2 separate regions of the Homo sapiens genome follow, and region 2 is linked to region 1. Evidence: read pairs that join two places in POLR2A ChIA-PET (ENCODE). Cell type or tissue: endothelial cell of umbilical vein. All regions are shown on one strand. Links, peaks and the distances in the headings refer to the core of each region. The heading gives the core; the rest is flanking DNA.

Region 1 (7,099 bases), core at 926-5,925:
CAAGCAGCAACACTACCAACCATATCTTGGACTAACTGAAAATCTTGAGTAGGACAATAAATTAAAGACACACATATTTTACAAAGCACAATCTTATCCAAATTCTCTCCATATTTTTAATCTCTATTATTTCATTCAAACTAGGATAGCAGTCTATTTTTTTCGAATGCTTCTTATATTCTTTGAAAAATAAAGGGTTTCTAAATGCCTTCCACATTTTCTATCAAAATATGAAAAGAATGTTAAAATCAGTGGATAAATTCCTAATTTAAAACTTACTTAGTTTCTTCAATTCCTCCATTCCTTTTTTATGAGGGGGCTCCTGAATAATTTTGTCAACATCTGCCCTGCCAATCAGATCATCAGGTCGGTCCCACATAGAAAGACGAGTGGTGGGATTATAAAAGAAGACCCGCTCATCACCAGTCCAAACGACACACCTAAGAATTGATGCAAAATATCATTCTCTTATGTTACAGAACATATTTTACAGCTAGGACTTCTTTCAGCCTGTTACAAGTAGGGAGATGAGGGTACTGAAGAACGACATGTTCTTATTACCAATAGTTATTTACAGAGAACCAAACATGGTTTTTACAAGATAACTGAATGACTCAAGCAAAAATAACAGATCAACATATTAACTGAGAAAACCAAGAAATGCAAAGCAATTTGTGATCAGAGATTAAAATGCTTAGGAATTTGGTTTGGCACACTCAATTTGAGAGTACTAAATTTTAAACTATCAGAAAGAATGAGTTTAATGGCAACAATAATGCTATTAAGCAGTTCTAAAGCTAAAGAACAGACATAGCATCCTAGCTACTATAGTTCTTAATATTTCTTAACAAACCAAAACTACATACTGAAATGCAACCTTCTATGAAGACTTTAAGATCTAATTATATCTAAAATAAAAAGTAAAGGGAAGGCCCAGCACGGTGGCTCAGGCCTGTAATTCTAACACTTTGGGAGGCCAAAGCAGGAGGATCACTTGAGCTCAGGAGTTTGAGACCAGCCTGGGCAACATGGTGAAAGGCCATCTCTACAAAAAATATTAATTAAAAAAATTAGCTGGATGTGATTGCACGAGCTTGTAGACCCAGCTACTCAGGGCTGAGGTGGGAGGATCACCTGAGCCCGGGAGGTCAAGGCTGCAGTAAGTTGTGATCGCACCACTGCACTCCAGCCTGAGCAATAAAGTGAGACCCAGTCTCAAAAAAAAAAAAAAAAAAAAAAAGTAAAGTACCAATTGCACTAGGGCATCATACACTGCAGCCCACTACAAGCACTACAAGCCATTGGTCCTGTTAATTACAGTTAGAAAACTCAAAGGAAAAAAAAAACCACAACTACATTCAGACTCTGTATAGTATAGTCTTAATGAATAAACAGAAAGCAATACGGAGGACAGCCAAAATTTAGAGAAACAACTGCAAGGGAGTAAATCTCCCATTTCACCCACCTCGTAGCTCTGCCCTGAGGGTGATCTCTGGTTGCAGAGTGGCATGGTTGCAGTAGCATGGCAGCTAAAACCCCAACAGAAACTAAGTCTATATGACCTGATCATCAAATTAATCAACAGTTGTCAAGTCCAAGGTAACTTACAAGTTGAAATGATCAGACTAAGCCTCCTATGTTAAGATAGTAAAAAACTTTGAAGCAACAATAACTATACCTCCCTGAGATAAAGAAAAACACACTTAAAATAAATGAAAAGAGTTCAGTAATGAAATATAAACTACAAAAAAAAAACCAAAAGGAAAATTTAGAAATTAAAAATAACTGAAATTAAATTTCACTGGATTGGCTCAAGACAGAATGGAGACGCCAGGAAACAATCAGTGAATTAGAAGATGGATCAGCTGGGCATGGTGGCTCACGCCCGTACTTCTCACACCTGCACTTTGAGATGCTGAGGTGCGAGGATCACTCGAAGCCAGCAGTTTGAAACCTGCCTGGGAAACAAAGTGAGACCCTCCATCTCTACAAAAAATAAAAAATTTTAAATTATCCAGGCGTGATGGCATGCACCTGTAGTCCCACCTACCCAGGAGGCAGGAGGCTGGGGCAGTGAGCTATGATCGTGCCACTGTACTCCAGCCTGGGTGACAGAGCAAGACCCTGTCACAAAAAAATAAAATAAAAAATCAATAATTAACTATCTCATCTGAAGAACAGAGGAGGTGGGGACGGACCCCCAAGTCCGAAAATTAATGAGGACCACGAAGCTCCAAATTGAGGGGGTTTGGAGTTGGTTACTAGCTTTTCATGTACAATACTCAAACAGAGAAACCACAACCCAGGAATATATTCTTGGAATACAGACTGTTTTTATAACTTTGAAACCAAGTAAATATTTTCCATAATTATTTTTTTTAAATGAGCCTGTGTAACAGTCAGTGGAATAATTATATAGAAATTATACAGAAAACAACTATTCCAAGTGCCTTTAAAACACAGTAATTTGATTATACATTCCTAGAGCAACAACAAAAACTATCTTCAGTAATTATATTGTTAGTGATAGTTTTGGTATTGTTACTCAGTGACATGTCTGAGAAAAGCAAATGAGTAATTAGGTCACTATCATTGAGAAACAGTATTTTCAGCAAGAAATGAGATACTGAAGATAGATGATGAGGTTCAATAAAAATCTTCAGGTAGATCTAAATGGCAAGTAATGGTATCAACTCATGCTGTATCTTTGAATGTGTATATCTTCCAGCTGGGTCTGCCAAAGAAGTCTAAAAATAATGACTAATTCAGTTGCAAACTATCCACTTCCCACAAAAGTGCCAAGAGCCCCCTGCAGAAATGGCTCAGTCTAGGTCTGAGACAGGAAATATATACAAGATAAGCCTAGAACATCTTGTCACAGCAGAAAGCAGGGAAGCTACAGAGGATTTTAACAAAAAAAAACCTAAAAAGTTAGCGCAAGAGGCTTCTCCTGACCAAAGATGAGACAATTTTAAACATCAATAAGGATAAAAACTGCAATAGATTAAAAACATAGAAAATATATTTAAACCTATGAATAATACTCAAACCAACTCACTATTCTGAAAACTGCTAAGCCCTTCCCTTCCTATACAATTTGTACCTCTAAGTGACCAATGGTGATAAGGGGAAGTATCTCTCTATAAGCATCCCAGTTAATGAAAAGGGAATAAAAGAAATACATTACCACTACTTTCAACCCTTAACACAGTTATGCCTAGTGTTCCATTATTGGAACGCTAAGCTTGTGGGATTTATATCCTACTGCTCAAGGTCATTGCCAAGGTCTGATTTTTCACAAAAAAAATTTGCAACCTTCAGCATAAATGGGTTAATGATTTAATCGGGTTAATGATTTAATCAATCTTGGCCAGAGTTTTTCAATCTTACACTGCTGACATATTGGGCTAGGTAAGTAATTCTTGTTGGGAGCAGTCCAGTGCATAATAGGATGTTTAGAGCATCCCTAGCATCTATCTGCTAGATGCCACTAACACCCTCCAAGTTTTGACAACCAAAAATTGTCTCCAGGCATTGCCAAACGTCCACTAGGGGCAAAATTACTCCTAGTTGAAAACATCTGATCTACACAATAATAATCATCACTTATGAACTAGGCTTGCCAAAAAGATTAAATCCGAATCTGATCACACTTCTAGACCTGCTTGCCTGTCTGTAGGAAATTCAGGAATGGAGGATCCTATTAGACAGTACCATGGGGACAAATCCAGACTTGGGAACACTATAGGAAAAACATTTATTTCTTCAATAACAAAAACAAGGAAAAGAAGTCAGAAGGGAACCTATAGATTACAAGACTTCAGAAACAAGCCAAATCATTGCAATGTGTGGATTGTATATAGATTAAATAAGTTGGAGCAGGAACAGGAAATGAAGCACAGATGTGGCAAAAGGAAGAAAAGGGAAAAACAAGATAAGAGAAAAAAAGAAGTAGACAGGCGTACCTCGGATATTGTGGGTTCAGCTCCAGACCAACAAAATACAGCAAATATTGCAATAAAGTAAATCTCAAAATTTTTGTATCCCACCATATACAAAAGTTATATTTACATCATGCTGTAGTCTATTTAGTGTGCAACATTATGTCCAAAAGAACCAATGTACATACTATAATTTAAAAATACTTTATTGCTAAAAAAATGCTATCATCTGAGCTTTCAGGGCATCATAATGTTTTTGCTGGTGGAGGGTCTTGCCTCAATCTCTTGATGGCTGAACACTCATGAGGCTGGTGGTTGCTGATGACTGGGGTAGCTGTGGCAATTTCTTAAAATAAGACAAATATGAAGTTTTCTATATCAATTGACTCCCCCTTTCGCAAAAGATTTCTCTGTAGCATGCAATGCTGTTTGATAGCATTTTACCTACAGTACAGCTTCCTTAAAGTTTGGCATCAATCAAAATGGAAGCCCTGCTGCTGCTTTATCCACCAAGTTTATGTAATATTCTAAATCCCTTATTATTTCAACAATGTTCATGGCATCTTCACCAGTAGATTCTATCTGAAGAATTCACTTTCTTTGCTCATACATAAGAAGCAACTCCTGACCCATTACAGTTTTCTCATAAAATTGCAGCAATTCTGGCTCATCTTCAGGCTCATTTCTAATACTAGTTCTCTTGCTATTTCCATCACATCTGCAGTGACTTCCTTCACTGAAGTCTTCAGTTCCTCAAAATCATCCATGAGAGTTGGTATCAACTTCCTCCAAACTCCTGTTAATGTTAATATCTGGACCTCCTCCCATGAATCACCAGTGTTCTTAATGGCATCTACAATGGTGAATTGTTTACAGAAGGTGTTCTATTGACTTTGCCCAGATCCACCAGAGGAATCACAATCTACGGCAGCTATAGCCTGATGAAATCACAATCTATGGCAGCTATAGCCAGATCCACCAGAGGAATCACAATCTATGGCAGCTATAGCCTTATTACTTTCAGTAATAAGACTTGAAAGTCAAAATGACTCCTTGATCCATGGGCTGCAGACTGGATGTTGTTAGCGGCATGAAAACACCATTCATCTCCTTGTACATTTCCATCACAGCTCTTGGGTGAAGAGGTGCTTTGTCAATGAACAGCAATATTTTGAGGAAAAAAACAAACTTCTTTCTGAGCAGTAAGTCTCAACAGTGGGCTTAACTCAGTAAACCATGCTATCAACAGATATGCTGTTATCCAGGCTCTGCTGTTCCATTTATAAAGCACAAGCAGAGTAGATTTAACGTCATTCTCAAGGGCCCTAGGATTTTCAAAATGGTAAATGAGCAGTGGCTTCAACTTAAAGTCACCAGAGAGATGGTGAGAGTCAGCCCATCCTTTGAAGCCAAGCGGTGACTTCTCTCTAGCTATCAAAGTCCTGGGATGGCATGTTCTCCCAATAGAAGGCTGTTTCGTCTACACTGAAAATCTCTTGTTTAGTGTAATTGCCCTCATCGATAACCTTAACTTGATCTTCTGGATAACTTGCTACAGCTTCTACATCAGCACGTGCTGCTTCCTCTTGCACTTATGTTATGGAGATGGCTTCTTACTTAAATCTCATGTACCAACCTCTACTAGCTTCCAACTCTTCTTCTGCAGCTTTCTCACCACTCTCAGCCTTCACAGAACTGAGGGCAGGTAGGGCATCTCTTGTGGATTAGGTTTTGGCTTAATGAAATGTTGTAGCTGGTTTGATCATCTATCCAGACCACTCAAACTTTCTCCATTATCAGGAATAAGGTTCTTATCATTCTTATGTTCACATGAATAGCACTTTTCATTTCCTTCTTTTGCATTCACAACTTGGCTATTTAGCCCAAAAGGCCTAGCTTTCAGCCTATCTCGGCTTTTGACATGCCTTCCTTACTAAGCTTAATCATGTTTAGTTTTTGACTTAAAGTGAGAGGTATGTAGCTGGGCATGGTGGCTCATGCCTGTAATCCCAGCACTTTGGGAGGCCAAGGTGGGCGGATCACGAGGTCAGGAGATCGAGACCATCCTGGCTAATACGGTGAAACCCCATCTCTACTAAAAATGCAAAAAATTAGCCAGGCGTGGTGGCGTGTAACTATAATCCCAGCTATTTGGGAAGCTGAGACAGAAGAATCGCTTGAACCCAGGAGGCGGAAGTTGCAGTGAACCAAGATCGCACCACTGCACTCCAGCCTGGGCGACAGAGCAAGACTCCGTCTCAAAACACACACACACACACACACACACACAAAGTGAGAGGTATGTGACTCTTCCTTTCACTTGAACACTTTGAGGGCATTATAGGGCTACTAATTGGCCTAATTTCAATATTGTTGTGTCTCAGGGAAAATGGACACCCGAGGAGAGGAAGAGAGATGGGGAACAGCCGGTCGGTGGAACAGTTAGATCACACACGTTTATCAATTAGGTTCACCATCTTACATGGGTGTGGTTTGTGGCACCCCAAAACAATTACAACAGTAACATAAAAGATCACTGATCGCAGATCACTGTAACAGATATAAAAATAATGAAAAAGTTTGAAATATCCCAAGAATTACCAAAATGTAACACCGAAACACAAAATGAGCACATGCTGTTGAAAAAATGAAACCAAGAGGCATGTTAGATACAGGGTTGCCACAAAACTTTCAATTTTTAAAAACACAGTATCTATGAAGCACAAGATAGTGGAGCACTATAAAATGAGGTATGCCATACTTAGATTGAAAGACATAATTTTACACAATTCTATAAATGTAATCGCATAGTGAGTAAACATGCAAAAACAAATTTAAAATATTTTAAACAAAAAGTAGATTCAGGATCTCACAGTGGTCATGTCTATAATTATGAAGAATACACATTAATGGAGAGTAGTACTAGGAAGACACTTGTAGTAATTGAACTTCAGTTTTGAATAACTCAAATACAACAAAGGCCAAAATATTCAGTAGATAAAAACATATTTGACATACACTTTTTAAAGTACTTTTTCTTTCTACAAAATAAACCATGTAACAATCAAGTATGATTTTTAAAAATTACTACTTGAGGCCGGGCACGGTGGCTCACACCTGTAATCCCAGCACTTTGGGAGGCCGAGGCGGGCGGATCA
Region 2 (7,099 bases), core at 658-5,657, 990 kb before region 1:
AGCTTTTGCAGAAGCTGGAGTCATAAGCCCTTTATTCCTGAAGGATCAAGATGGTGCACCAAAGGGGCCACTGTATTGTAACTGAGGCGCTTGTGGATCACCTAGGTGGAAACATCCTGTATGCAGTTAGATGTATGATACTGAGGCTAAGAGGAGAGGGCTGGCTAGAGCTAAGGATTGGGAAGCAATATTATACCAGTGAGAATGGGTGACCTCTTTGGGGTCATACACCCTTTGAGAATCTGAAGAAAACTAGAGATTCTTCTTCCCAGAAAAATGTGCAAAAAATATATATATCCATGGAATTTTTGGAGGTTCACCTTTTGGCTATCTTTTGATTGGGTTCACTCAATAACATTCTGTGCCTTGGGCAACATCATGCAATATTTTAATTAATCTGATTAAATAGTCCAGTTTATTGGAGCATTCCCAGAATATCAGGACCTCTCCAACATTTTACCTAATCTTCATGCTATCTAACTTAACCATATTATCCCTATTTTATAGAGGAGAAAACTGAGTTTAAAAGAACTTGTGTGGGGCACCACAGTTGCTACAGCAGAGCTAGAATTTAAACACTGGTTTGTGTGACTAGCAGAGTTGGATTCCATTTCTGAGCTCCATGATATATCTTCTCACCTGGGCCCTATCAGGGCAACAAGTGGCCTCTTGCCAAGTAGAGAGGAAAGCAAGGGGACCTAAAGAACAGTCAAGGAGGTGTATTGATATTGCCCTACAGCTGCTATCAGTGATGCGGAGTATTACTGGAGAAGGGGAAAATTACTGACATCAAGCAAACAGCTCCAGAGCCAGGGACTGGCCAAGGCTACAATGTGCTTGAGGGTGCCCCAGTGGTCATAAGAATTTTGGCAGAGGAGTCTGCCATTCTGTCCCTGGTGGTGGCTGATTGGCTGCCTCGGATATTCTTCTGTTTTATTGGTGTTGTCGTGGAAAATAGCGTACATTGTATTCGCAACTTAATTGGCTAGTTCTTTTCTATTTTACTTGAAAAAAATTTAATATGAATATCATTATTGCTGTCCATTGGCTCTTATCATCTTTTTATCCTAAAGAAAACTCAACTTGCAAGGTCATAATAAAACAATCATTATTTACATTAGGTAATGGGTGCAGCACACCAACATGGCACATGTATACATATGTAACAAACCTGCACATTGTGCACATGTACCCCAGAACTTAAAGTATAATAAAAATATATACATATATATAAGAAAAAAAATTATTAAGTTAATGAGTCAAATCAACTTTCTATGGCAAAACATAGTTTCTACCTTTACAGAGTAGGTTCTTTACAACAAACTTTCTGATAATCTAGTTTCTTGCGATAGTCTTTTACAGTCACAGAGAGTTAAGTGGGGAGAGCTTGGACCTGTTAAAATAGGCCTTCAATATTACAAGAAGTTCTCTGCAGGTTTTTAGTCAGGGGACATAAAGAGAAGTTTAACTTTGTGGTGACAAAATAAAGACTAACTATAGATTTAAATTAAATTCTGTAGTAGATGTATAAACATCCACTGAGCTTTCCTCTTATCTTTCTAAACAAAGGCAAATTGCAAATCCAGTGCATTGTAGTTGTGAAATCATTTGTAATAGTGGTTTCTTAAAGCTAGCTCTACAAGTGATTTCCAGGACTCCTGCTTGGAAAAAGAAAGTAGTGCCTGCTTTTAACTTTAATTTTAATTAAGGCTGAGTGAGTCAAAGATATGTGGGTGTTAAAAATCATTGTTTTCCATAGTGGCATTAGCTTAAAACCCTCATTACAATAGAGCCATTGTTCTATTAACTAGCACCTTTTTATGCATTATAAAGGATCACTGCTATGGTCCAAATGTTGGTGTTGGAAATTTATATGTTGGAACTTAATTTGTATTTTGGAGCCTAAAATTCAATGTGACAGTTTTAAGAAGTAGGCCTTTTGGGAAGTGATTAATCAATAAGGCTCTGCCCTCACGAATGCAGTTAGTGCCCTTATAAAAGAAGTTCAAGGGAGCTGTCTTGCCCATTCAGCCAGGTGAGGACCTAGAAGGCACCATCCAGGAGGAATAGGCCACTCACCAGACACAGAATCTGCTGATGCCTTAATCTCAGACTTTTCAGCCTCCAGAACTGTGAGAAATAAATTTCTGTTGTTTGTACATTACGCAGTCTAAGATATTTTGTTATAGCAGCAGGAATGGACTAAGACAATCCCCATGAAAGGTATAATCTAATGAAGTGTCAATAACACAAAATTATTCATCTCTTTTGCCAGCAATACCTTGATGTTTTTGGAGGTCCGTGTAAATTGTTTGTAGCTGTGAGGTACTGAAAAGAAGACTTGGTTACTTGTTAAAATATGCATTAATTGTGTATGCCTTTTTGGAAGGCGTTCTGTATATGTACTCTATTAATAAATTCAGTCCAGAAGGTCCTTATCTAATTTGGTGTACGATTACAGCAGGGAGGCAAGATTAGTATTTGACTAGGGGCCAGGTTGGGCAGGTTTCCTTCATTTTCCATCCACTCACTTCTATGGGGACTTCAAAATCTATTCTTTTAATTATCCTGTACTATAATGATATACACCAGCAACTCCTTTCAAATGAATCAACCCATTTTTCTGTTTCATAAGACCTGTTTCCCCTTTTTTGTGTCAGCATATCCACTCAGCTATTCTACCAGCTACTTTAACAGGTGAGGCAAGTAAGGCTAAGGTTTTTCAGGTTGTTAATTCCAAAGTCAAATAATTTGAAACAAATTTGGAAAATCTAACAGCTTTCTCTATTTCTGTTTTTTGCCTCTTATGTTTATGTCTCCAGTGAAAAAATAAGTGCCTGGCCCTTTAAACTATCTAAGTACTCCACTTGAGGCCAGGTGAGCTCAGGTCACTGGACCCCCTGAGCTCAGAAATCTAGGGTCTTATTTGGGATCAGTGTGTAGAGGTGGCCAAATCAATAAAAAGTACTCATTTGTTGACACTCCATTTGCTAGAGGTGCCTGTTTCTCATCCCAGGGCTCCTTGGATAAGTTGCTCGGTGCAATCTGTGTCTAGACTCTCAGGCATGTGTCTCTGCCATCCCTACTTTCCCCCGCAAAACGGAGCCAGAACTAATGAGGCCAATGGCCCTGGAACATTTGCTATAGCTGAGTACAGGAAACAGGAGGGAAAAACACAAACAACACAGCCAAAGTCCCTTCCTGAAGATGGAGGGGAAGCCTGCAAAATACAAAGTGGGATTGCAGCCTCACACTTTGGGGTTGGCTTGCTGTTCTGAGTCCCCATCCAGGAGTGAGTTTCACATCCTTCTGGGAGTGAACTGTTGTGCTATTCAGGAAGGGATCTGAACTCAATCACATGTGCTTCCATTCACCCAAGGGTGAAATTGACTGCACTTAACTGAAGATTCAGCAGCTCCGGCGCATGTTCTCAGACAGGCTTTTAACAGACAGGGTGCAGGTAGTTCCGGGATTCAGTCTTGTGATTTAGGGCTCAGTGCTGGTGGAGTGAGGGTGGGCTGGAAAGGAGGTAGTTCCCTGGAGATAACTCACTGCCATCTTAATTCTGAACAGATATCAAACACTCCTTCAGAATACAACACCCTTCACATTTGAGACACAGACTCCCTATTCTCCAATTCCTAAATAACTCAACAGTCTCTAAATTTCTGATGCCAGAAATTCAGATGACCATAAACCAGGCAGGGGCATAAATAAATGGCAGCAAACCCCATGTAAAGGAAGAGGAAGCAACAGACATTATGGCTAATTGGAGAATACATATTCTGTCAACAGGCAGCCAATATTTTACTCTAGCTAATGGGCACTGATGTGTGTCTATGAGCCCAGAATTGCCAGGTCTCTTAATTTTTAAAGAAATATAAATGTGAGTGTGAAATCTATAAAATTTAAAATGCTGGCTAAATAAAAAATGTCTGTCCATGTACATATTTATTTAATATCAATCTCACTGTTGTTGGCTGAGTATCCTGGGAAGCAGATCTGAGAAGAATAATAGGATGAAGGAAGTTTATTCGGGAGTGTTCCTGGATCGACATCTGTGGAAGGGAAGAGAAAAAGAAGGATCAGGGAGAGGGACAAGTTAAGCCGTGTTGTGGTCTTAACAAAGGCTTCAGCAGACCTTATATGACCTTATAGGCAGGCATGATACTGGGATAACCCTTTAGAATTCTTCCCCTTTTTTGACTAGAAGGCCAGGCCTCTGGGTGCTCACATTAACCAACTATCGGGTCATATGCCCTGGGTCGGCGGGGCTTTAGACAGGGGCAATTTTCAGAAAAGGGTTGAGAGCACCCGGGGTAATAAATCCCTTAGTCTTAAGGGACCAGGGGCCGGGAACAGTGGCTCACCCCTGTAATCTCAGCACTTTGGGAGGCCAAGGCGGGTGGATCACCTGAGGTCAGGGGCTTGAGACCACCCTGGCCAACACAGTGAAACCCAGTCTCTACTAAAAATACAAAAATTAGCCAGGCGTGGCGGCAGGCACCTGTATTCCCAGCTACTTGGGAGGCTGAGGCAGGAGAATCGCTTGAATCCGGGAGGTGGAATTTGCAATGAGCCAAGATTGTGCCACTGCACTCCAGCCTGGGCAACAGTGCGAGGCTCCGTCAAAAAAAAAGAGAGACCTGGGTAGAATACCAAGTGTCTACTACAGACCACTCTTCATATAGCTCAGATTCACTTCCTCGTTATTGTTGTTGTTTTGTTTTTTGTTTATTTTATTTTATTTTTGAGAGAGACAGGATCTCACTTTCTTGTCCAGGCTGGAGTGCAGTAGTGTGATCACAGCTCACTGCAGCCTTGACCTCCTGGGCTCAACTAATCCTCCTATTTTAGCCTCCCAAGTAGCTGGAATTACAGGCATGTGCCACCACGTTCAGCTAATTTTTAAAACTTTTGTAGAGAAAAAGCTATGTTGGCTAGGCTAGTCCTGAACTCCTGGGCTCAAGCAATTCTCTCCCTTTGCCCTCCCAAAGAGCTAGGATTACAAACATGAGCCACCACAGCTGACCTCAGATTTACTTCTCTGTGTACGTTCAGGGAGCAAAAACTTCAGGATTTAGGGTCTCTTCTCTTGGGAGGTCTCAGGGCCTCTTTTTCCACAGCTGGTCTTAAGACCACAGTAAGACCCATTATTGTCCTCTACTGACCATTCTAGATGCTCCTCACTCTCAGCTAGTACCTTCACTGGTCCAGATGGTTTGCCTGGTGTTAGGACATGGAAGGGGCAGAGTCCCTGGTCACCATGGCTTTCTCAGGCTCAAGTACATTATGGCTGATGTACTTGTCTATACCATTAATGCTGGGCAAGTTAGTACATATAAGAACCCATGTAGTTCACAAAGGTACTATACATACTCTTCCTTTCTTTTATCGTGTAACAGCAGCCTTACCTTCTCCTGATAATCAGGGTCCTACAAGGATGCTGACTCTCCTTGCTTGTTTACAGACTCTGGGCCCATGAGCCCGAAGTACACAGGTAGCAGCTGCAACTTAGAGTTCAGTAGGATTCTTGCTATGCCCCCTGGTGGAAACATTTCTCCTTGGTGAAAAGGCACTAAATAACCCAGAACCGCAGAAGTGGAAAGCGTGTATTTCGAGTTGGGTCCCTGGGAGTGAAGGTAAAAGGGATCACTCCTGCTTCTTCCCCTTGGTTCTTGCATTCATGTATTCTTCCTTTTGGGACACAGCACCATATAAAGGGCATTGATGTAAAATGTCCAGTGCACCCTGGAGGATGGCTCCCTATCCTTGCACAGACTCCTCTCTGAATTGGCACTTCAGTTGTCCCTTCAATAGGCCATTCCTTCACACTCAGGATGGTAGCTTCTGGTTAAAATGGTATTTGATATAACTGTGGATCCTGTGGTCATGTGGCCTTTCTTGTATCTCATTTGTTATTGAGTGGGCCCATTGGTCTCATGTGATGTTTTGTGGGATCCTGTGCCAGTTAATGAGACACTCCTTAAGCCCTCAAATAGTGGTGTTGACTAAGGCCCTAGCAGCAGCAAAGGCAAATCTGTGCCTAGAATGTGTTCATTTCTGTAAAAATTAATCCCTGTGCCTTCTAGTATGAAAGGGGCCCAGTGTATTCAACTTGTCACCAAGTGGCTGCTTGTATCTTTAAGGGATGGTGCCAGATTGGAAAGTAGGGTTGCTCTCTCTTGCTGGCATGACGGACATTTGACAGCACCAGTAGCTGAATCAGCATTGGTCGGTTCCCTGCATTGCCTCTAGCCCTGTCACTGTGCCTACTCTAATCATATGCCCATTGTGCCACATTGGGGCTGCTGATGGCAGAGCCTGGCAGATGTCAACTAACAGGGTCACTTTATGTACCTCATGGTTTAGTGCCTCTTCTGTGATGGATGCCCTCTGGGGGGCATTAACAATGCAATACATGTATCTTGACTCTTCATGCCCATTCCCTTAGGTCCACCCATCTGCTTCTACCCACGACTTTCTTTTCCTCGATCTTTTAATCTTTCCCCTTCCGGGTCCAAGTCAACGCTGCCTAGGGTCTATATATAATCTTAAGCCACGTTTTTGTTTTCTTTCCATATAAGGTAGATGGCTAGGTGCACTGTCTGAAGCCATAGGAAAGTATCTCCTCATTGTTGTCTTTCAGCACCACTCCTGAATGGGGCTGTCATGTGGCCATGGTCTATTTTCAGCTTGCTCTACTCACCAAGATGGCCTACCTGTAAACCAGGCTCAGATTTTTTTCTTCTCTATCAGCTGGTCATAAGGGCCACAGGTGTGTGCTAACAGAAAGGTGCTGGAGCAAAAGTAGTGGATGACATGGGAGACTAGACCACCTGCTCAGGTAGCCTACTTATGCCCTTCAGCATTTCTCATGGCCAATCCTGGATGTACCACTTCCATCTGCAGTGAATTGCTGCTAGGTCCACCTGTTCTTATAACATGTTGAACCTGACAGAACCTTGTGCTGGGCATTTGTGGCTGCGTGGTCACTTGATGACCCTGATAAGGGCTTCTGTCTTTACCAGGGTCCAAAAGGAACTCTTTTTCAGATAGTGTGTAATTTTCTGGTTCCAGAGTCCTAGGAATCTAAATA

What was found. Peaks named below come from ENCODE experiments on the same cell type or tissue, not always from the same donor. Only the 100,000 strongest peaks of a DNase experiment are listed, where the experiment ranks them.
Region 2: POLR2A ChIA-PET joins it to region 1 with 7 read pairs; 1 of 35 experiments calls an interaction of 5 or more read pairs at or near these places.

Annotation. Positions count from the first base shown.
Region 1 is chr5:146,471,834-146,478,932 of GRCh38, reverse strand. It overlaps TCERG1 (transcription elongation regulator 1), which reads right to left. Exons shown (of 23, transcript NM_001382548.1): 10 at 280-440. Among named protein-coding and RNA genes, the nearest start is that of TCERG1, 28 kb to the right of the region's middle. In endothelial cell of umbilical vein, for the core only: a CTCF peak has its summit at 3,531; DNase peaks (open chromatin) are centred at 2,792 and 3,742; H3K27ac peaks cover 648 bases.
Region 2 is chr5:147,462,851-147,469,949 of GRCh38, reverse strand. The region is part of intron 1 of DPYSL3 (dihydropyrimidinase like 3); the gene reads left to right. Among named protein-coding and RNA genes, the nearest start is that of DPYSL3, 44 kb to the left of the region's middle. In endothelial cell of umbilical vein, for the core only: a CTCF peak has its summit at 5,564 (motif pointing left); DNase peaks (open chromatin) are centred at 3,179 and 5,519.